Linked DNA regions of Homo sapiens: region 2 is linked to region 1. The links are chromatin contacts, found by Hi-C or POLR2A ChIA-PET in ENCODE. All regions are on one chromosome and are shown on one strand. The core of a region is the stretch at or near the end of the contact, and the rest is flanking DNA. Distances in the headings are between cores, read along the strand shown.

Evidence for each region. Hi-C counts contacts between places; a loop is a spot of excess contacts on that map. ChIA-PET counts read pairs that join two places held with the same protein, here RNA polymerase II (POLR2A). Pooled maps may share reads with other maps.
Region 2: a loop to region 1 is called in a map of CD8-positive, alpha-beta T cell, with 21 times the contacts of the local background. The contact joins the promoter of MIS18A-AS1 here to the promoter of CRYZL1 in region 1. A Hi-C loop is called at or near these places in 5 of 168 maps with a recorded cell type or tissue (B cell, CD14-positive monocyte, CD8-positive, alpha-beta T cell and 1 more), 7 of 37 single-sample maps with no recorded cell type and 12 of 50 pooled maps. POLR2A ChIA-PET finds 5 or more read pairs at or near these places in 1 of 52 experiments (T-cell).

The regions. Positions count from the first base shown.
Region 1 is chr21:33,639,995-33,643,435 of GRCh38, reverse strand. It overlaps CRYZL1 (crystallin zeta like 1), which reads left to right and starts at 1,695. Exons shown (of 13, transcript NM_145858.3): 1 at 1,695-1,755. It overlaps ITSN1 (intersectin 1), which reads right to left and starts at 935. Exons shown (of 40, transcript NM_003024.3): 1 at 723-935. RefSeq lists silencers at 177-306, 627-726, 737-1,076 and an enhancer at 1,547-1,956.
Region 2 is chr21:32,277,714-32,281,154 of GRCh38, reverse strand. MIS18A-AS1 (MIS18A antisense RNA 1) reads right to left here and starts at 1,950. Exons shown (of 1, transcript NR_046576.1): 1 at 156-1,950. It overlaps MIS18A (MIS18 kinetochore protein A), which reads left to right and starts at 2,106. Exons shown (of 5, transcript NM_018944.3): 1 at 2,106-2,474. The coding sequence starts at 2,141. RefSeq lists enhancers at 1,693-1,912, 1,856-2,355, 2,356-2,857.

The DNA of each region.
Region 1 (3,441 bases), core at 446-2,945:
GATTGCATTCGTGCAAGCAAGGGACTGCAATTGTGTCTTGGGTCCACACCACAAAACCGTGTCGGTGCGTAAGAAGGGAAGGGACGCGGCGGACCCGGGGACGCGCTCACAGGGCGCGGAAGACGCTCCCCTTTAAATGCCTTCAGGGGCGGCCCCGCGGCGCGCCCTGGGGCCGAACGGCATTGCCTGCCCTTCACTGACCCAGGATTCTGCAGGCTTGCGAGCGAGGGGCCGAGGAAGGAGCCGGGGCTCCAGGCAGAGGCGGCGCCGCTCCCGCCAACGCGGGTCCCCGGGAGGCCGGCGGGAGGCGAGGCCGGGCCGCCCCTCGCCGGCGGCCGAGGGCAGCGAGGTCAGCCCGGGAAGGAGCGGCCGCCCGGGGTCCCCGCGAGAGGAGGGAGCCCGCTCGGCGGCGGGGCCGCGGCGCCCATTCATCCCCACGCCCGTCCCGCGGCCGCCACCCCACGGCCCACCGCGGCCCCCGGCCTCCCAGTGCGGGTCCGCCCGCCACTCCGCCGCCACCCCCGAGGACGGGAAGGACAAGGCAGAGGGGCAGCCGCTGCCGTCTCTCGGGCGCGCGGCGAGGGGCTAAGGGCGGCCGGGGAGACAAGCGCCGGGCGCGGGACGGATGCCCCGGGCAGCCATCGCGCAGACCCCCGCGCCGACCCCCGCCCCCGCTGCAGCCGCCCGTGGTCCAGGCCGCCGCCTTGCAGCCCTCTCCTCACCTCATCTCCGGGCGGGTCCGCGCTGCCGCCCCAGGGACAAATCAGTGCCGCTCACGCGCCGCTGGGAGGGACGCAGGAGCCGCAGCCCCGCACACCATCCCCGCCCGCCTCTCTGTCCGTCCCGGAGCCCGCTCGGGATTCTTCCTCGCGAGCCGCCGTACTACGGAGCAACCAAGCTACGCTCCCTCCCCTGGCGCCTCCACTCTTCTCTACCTCCTTCGCTCCCTCCCTCGCTCCCTCGCTCCCGCCTATCTCCTCATCTCCCTCCGCTGCCTCCCCCGCCCCCCATCCACCATCCATCTCCGCCCATAAGTGGGTGGGGAAACCGCCAGCCAATTGGAAGAAGGGGCCCGCACCTTCTCACCACCCCCTACCACTGGCCCCGCCCACCGTGCGAACCCAAAGAGGGTGAGCCAAAGAAATGTAAGACAACAGAGTGACAAGCCGAATGAGCCAATCAGCAGGGGCTGTGTGGGGGCAGGATTAGCACTCTCCCCCTCCTCCCCATGTAGGCGTAACAGGAGATTTATGGTCTGAGGTTGCCTATCGTGGTTTATGGAGATTTTGTTGCACGATTTCGGTGCATCTGCTCGTTGCCGTGAGAGACACTAGATAGGATGCACTTAATTGACTTAATTATTGGAGGTTTTCAAGGAGAGAATAATGTGGAAAGGAAAAAGGCGAAGCACAACCCAAAGGGGTTGGCCGGGCCTATGGTTGGAATGAGGAAGGGTGTGGTCTTCGGCTAAAATTTGCATAAAACGGAACCCATCCGGGCGATTCCAACTTCGCCCATTTATTGGTAGTCCTTGGGGCGGGGCCTCGCCTCTTTCTCCGCCCCCGAGCGGAACATGACGGGAGATGTAGTTCCGAGACCGGTTGCCATGGCGTTCTGGACAGCCTCGCGAGTCCGACCCCGCCCTTCAGGAGTGACGAGCGGCCTGACCAATGGGAGCAGGGGGCGGGCTCTCTGACGAAGGACTGGAAGGTGGCGGTGGTGAAGGTGCAGGCCGTTGGGGCGGCTCAGAGGCAGGTGAGCCCCGGGAAACGCGTCCTGTGTCTTGGGAAACGGGCCTTTAAGCGAAAGGTGGAGAGATGCCCCACAGAACCGTGCAGCCCTGGGGAGGATGGTGGTTCGCGTCGAACCCTAACCTGGGACTTGTTCGGGCCCAGGCCTAGCTTAGCTGAGGCCGCTGAGGGGTGGGTAAGACTAGATTTGAGGGACAGTTTCCTGGACCTTGACGGGTTTTGATTGTAGGTCTTATCTCAGTTTGCATCTCCCTCTACTTTTATGGAGGCAGAGGTCTGGGAGTGCCCTTCCACTTAATCTCCCAGGTTGGGTTTTTCTCCTCTGCTTCTTGTTCCTAGAATTTGAGTGTCTTTTTCTTTCTCTGTTACTTCTTCTCAGCCACTTCTTTCTTCCTCATCACTTTGCTGTTTTCGGAAAGCAGTTAGTAGTTATTCGCTGTATGTGGCTTTTGAGCCAGATCGGCCCTCTTCATTATGCTAAACGGCGGAATCATCTGGAGCGAGATGTAAGCATCGCCTTGGGATAGGTCTGGGTCGGGGCCGAACATCTGCGTTTCTAAGAAGCTCCCAGGTGCTGCTGTCCACGTTATGAGTAGAAAGGTTTTACCTGAACTCTGTCCAGTACAAATATAATGCGAGTCCCTTATGTCATTTTAATTTTGGGGTAGCTACATTTAAAAAGTGAAAAGAAACACGTGAAATTAATTTTAATTATATGTTTCATTTAGCCTAGTATATCTGAGACATTATCATTTCAACGCTTAAACAAATATTTAAAAATTGAGATTTTACGTTCTTTTCTTCGTATTAAATCTTCAAAATTAAATTAAAAAATTAATTCTTCAAAATTAAATCTTCAAAATCTGATGTGTATTTTCCACTTAACAGCGCATCTCAATTCCGACTAGACACAGTTGGAGTGCTCAATAGCCACCTGTGCTAGTGGCTGCTACAGTAGCCTACTGCAGAAATTAAAAGGTGGGAAAAATAAGGTTGCATTGACCAAACCCTTTGCAACTCTATGAGATGGGATTCAGAACTACTTTAGAGATTCTCTGTAATTGAGATGTGCCCAATTTACAGAAATAATAGTCAAAATAGCCAACATTTCTGAAAGTATGATGTTGCGCTGAGTGCTTTGCAGGTATTATTTAATCCTTATGGCAACCCTCTGAGATAACTGCTATTATTATCTAAGATATGGGATCTCAGGCCCAGAAAGGTTAAAATTAAGTAGCCCAAAGTCATACCGCTAATAAGTAGGAAAGCCCCGATTCAAACTCGGGTCAGTTATGACTTCTAAATCAGATCCCGCAGCCATTGCAGTGTATAATTACTACCTTTTATCACTAATTTCCCTTATCGATGCCTCTGTTCCAGCTTACAGCAGGGGATAAGACGTTTAGATTTGAAAGTGAGGTAGTTCGCCATACAAGATAAAGCTGCCAGCCTTGTGCAATGAAATATTTCTAAGATTAACTATGCTCTTTTTGTAGACCCAATGAACTACATTGAGCTCAGGAGAGTTTTATGAGCAGAAGAGCAAAAATACACATATTGGCCGAGCGTGGTGGCTCACGCCTGTAATCCCAGCACTTTGGGAGGCCTAGGCGGGTGGATCACTTGAGGCCAGGAGTTCGAGACCAGCCTGGCCAACATGGTGAAACCCCGTGTCTACTAAAAATACAGA
Region 2 (3,441 bases), core at 701-3,200, 1.4 Mb after region 1:
ACACTTGTGCCTATAGAGGAATTCATTTTGCATCAGCCAACTTCTCCATGATGTGCAGGAGGCATCATGCCTACAAACCATGATATTCTGAAGGACCATGAAAATGTTTCAATTTTTTTAATCAAGAGCAATAAATGAACTTACAGGTCTAAAAATGTTTTATGATATCATTTTAATATAATCATCTTCATAGCAATGTGACTATAAAATGAAATTTTTATTAACTGTTTTATGGAGAGAAAGGCCTACTAAGGCAAAAATAGGGCCCCTGAAAGTCACCACGCAGCTCGGCCTTGTATTCCTTCTTTCCTGGGGCATCCTATCATAGAATTTAAGTATTGACAATAGGAACCCAAAGTCTGAGACAAGATGATCCTTTGAATCCCCAAGTAACTAGCCACTTACTTAAAGAACTCATGTGGATTGTATCAATGTTGTACCAGAGATATTATGCTTGAAAACAACAGTCCAGGAAGGTCAGGCTTGGCTCTACAAAAGTAGAAGGGGCAAAGTATGGTGAGGCATGCCTGTAGTTCCAGCTACTTGGGAGGCTGAGGCAGGAGGATCGCTTGAGGCCAGGAGTTCGAGACCAGCCTGGGCAACATACTGAAACATCATCTCTGAAAAAATAAAGAAAAGAAAAAAAAAAGCAGAAGGAAGGAAGGGAATTCTATGGGTAAAAAAAAAAAGCCTAAATTATCTAAAGCATTTTCTTCCAGTAAGAAGGTGATTAACATGAGCATGGTGTGCCAGGGTTTACAAAGTATTTTCATGAATATTAGAAAACTCGATCCTCATGAACAACTTGGTGTAGTACTGAAGAAACAGACTCCATTTACTCCATGAAGAATTAGACTCAGGGAAGGCAAACAGCCTTTTCCACAGTTCCCTACACTGTTACTACCTTGTGGAGGGAGGGGTAAGTTAACCAGGACCACTGACTCCAAAGCTTTTGCTTTTTGCTAGTGGCTGTAAGCACTAAAATTGGAAGTACATTTACATAAATAGTTTATGCAACCAAGCAAAATAGGCAGTGACTTGGGGGACACCCAGAGCGTAGTAGGAACAGAGTAGGTCCTTGCAGGTAGCTTTCTTCCCAGGTATACCACCAGACTGTCTGTGGTGCAGCTGGCTGGTTCCCCGCCAGCTTTCCCTCCTGACCTACGGTGTTTTAGGCAGAGGCTGGCTTTCTGGGGCAGCTGAGGAAATCTGTCCTTATCATCAACAAGGGATGCTTCTTCCTTGCAAGGACGAATTGTTCCTTGATCCAAGCAGCAGGGACACTTCCAGGCTTTCCAGGGGCACTGCTGCTTCCTCAACTTTTTCCTTGCAGTGACAGCCTGAGTGATCCGGGGCCCTTCCCAGGGTCTCATTCCAGGGATAGCAGTGCGCAAAAGGACCCTGTGATGAGGGACTCCTCTATCCCCTTCCTTCTCCACTTCATGGAAAGGAGGTCCCCAGGAGCCGACAAAATAGAGCAGTGGTCATCAAAAGTGGAGCTGCTTATATACAACTATAATTAGTCCACTTACAAAAAAGAAGAAAAAGGGTGGTGGTCTGGCACAGTGGCTTACGCTTGCGATCCTGGCATTTTGGGAGGCCGAGTAGGGAAGATCGCTTAAGGCTAGGAGTTCGAGACCGGCAACATAGAAAAACTCCCCCCCCCACCCCCCAAAAAAGGTTGGGCTGCCAATACTGACAGCGTGGGCACGCCTAGGAGCTTGTTAGAAATGCAGATTCTCGGGCTAACCTGCTACCTGCTGAACCAGAGTCTGCGAAGATGGAACCTGGCGATCTGCTTAAGAAGCTCGCCAGGCGGTTCTTAGACACTCAAGCTTGCAACCCGTAACTTTCTCAGTGACGCTGCCCCTCCCACGGAAAGGGGTGAATAATCCTTAGGAAGACAAGCAAACAGGTCTGCATCATCAATTTCTTCAGGCTGGAAAACCTGACGCAGGCGCAGTGACTATCACGCTTGGCCAAGGCCGCACGGCGCGCATGCGCACTAGAGGCCGCCCGCCGTCCCGCCCCCTTCAGGCTTTTGCCCCTTCTCGGCCTCCGCCACCGCTCCCCGCCCCGCGCATGAGCAGCGGCGGTTTTTTTTCCCATGGCGCTCTGGGGCGCGGGCGATTTGTAGGTAATGGCAGGCGTTCGGTCACTGAGGTGTAGCAGAGGATGCGCTGGCGGCTGTGAGTGCGGCGACAAGGGCAAATGCAGCGACTCCTCGCTGTTGGGCAAGAGACTCTCCGAAGACTCGAGCCGCCACCAGCTGTTGCAGAAGTGGGCGAGCATGTGGAGCTCCATGAGCGAAGACGCGTCGGTGGCCGACATGGAGAGGGCGCAGCTGGAGGAGGAGGCGGCGGCTGCGGAGGAGAGGCCGCTGGTGTTCCTGTGCTCCGGCTGCCGGCGGCCGCTGGGCGACTCGCTGAGCTGGGTGGCCAGCCAGGAGGACACCAACTGCATCCTGCTTCGCTGTCAGTTGGGTCGAGCCGGGCAGGGGGGGCGTGGGGTCGCCTTCTTCCAGGGGTGCCGCGCGTGGGCGGCCCGGGAGGAGGCGGGGGCTCCTTGGGGCTGCCCAGGGACTTTAAGAGCAAAAAGTCTGAGAGTGTGAGCTGTGGCAGGAAAAGGGGAGGAGGGTCACCCCTCCACTTTGGCTCTCGGGCGGTGGGTTCTTTTCTGGGGTCCCCGATCCCAGAAGAGCAGTGGTTGAATCAGCATCATCGTGAGCATTACTCAGAAACAAAGGGCGACAAAGAATAACACTTTTAAAGACCCTAAAAAAAGAGAAACAAATGGTCAACTAGACTGTAAGCACTTGAGGTGCAGCCAGTACTATTACTCCCCATAGAAATTAGCAGGCTGTTGGTGTATCAGCGGATGCCTCTACAGCCTCCAGTGATAGAGCCGCAGAGTTGACGGAACACAGTGCTATAGGGAAGAAAGGGAAGGAAACTTGCAATAAAAGCACCAACAACCCCATGAAAACTGGCGAGGAAGGAGGATGTAGCAAAAGAGTTCAGAAGAAGGCAGGAATTAGTTTCTAATCCTGGTTCTAGCAGTTACCTCTTACCTCTGTTGTTCCACTGTTCCCTCATTTTGATGTTTTTGCAGTATTTAGGGATAAAGTGGTTCACATATTTTTTATGAATTGGTGTAAGAATGGCTGTTGTTTTTGGATTGTGATTTTTCAAGATGAAGTTTTTTCTGTCTTTGAATGCCGTAAATGTTCCGATGGCAGTAATTCACCACCGGCTTATCGACGTTTCTGGAACGTTTTCCTTGGTGTAATACTGGGAATAAAGGAGCACACCAGTGTCCAGTAGTTAACTGAAAGTTGAGATTAACTCTTTGCACCTATCAAAATCAAACCAGGCCGAGCGCGGTGCCTCAGGCCTGTAATCCCAGCACTTTGGGAGGCCGAAGTGGGCGGATCACGAGATC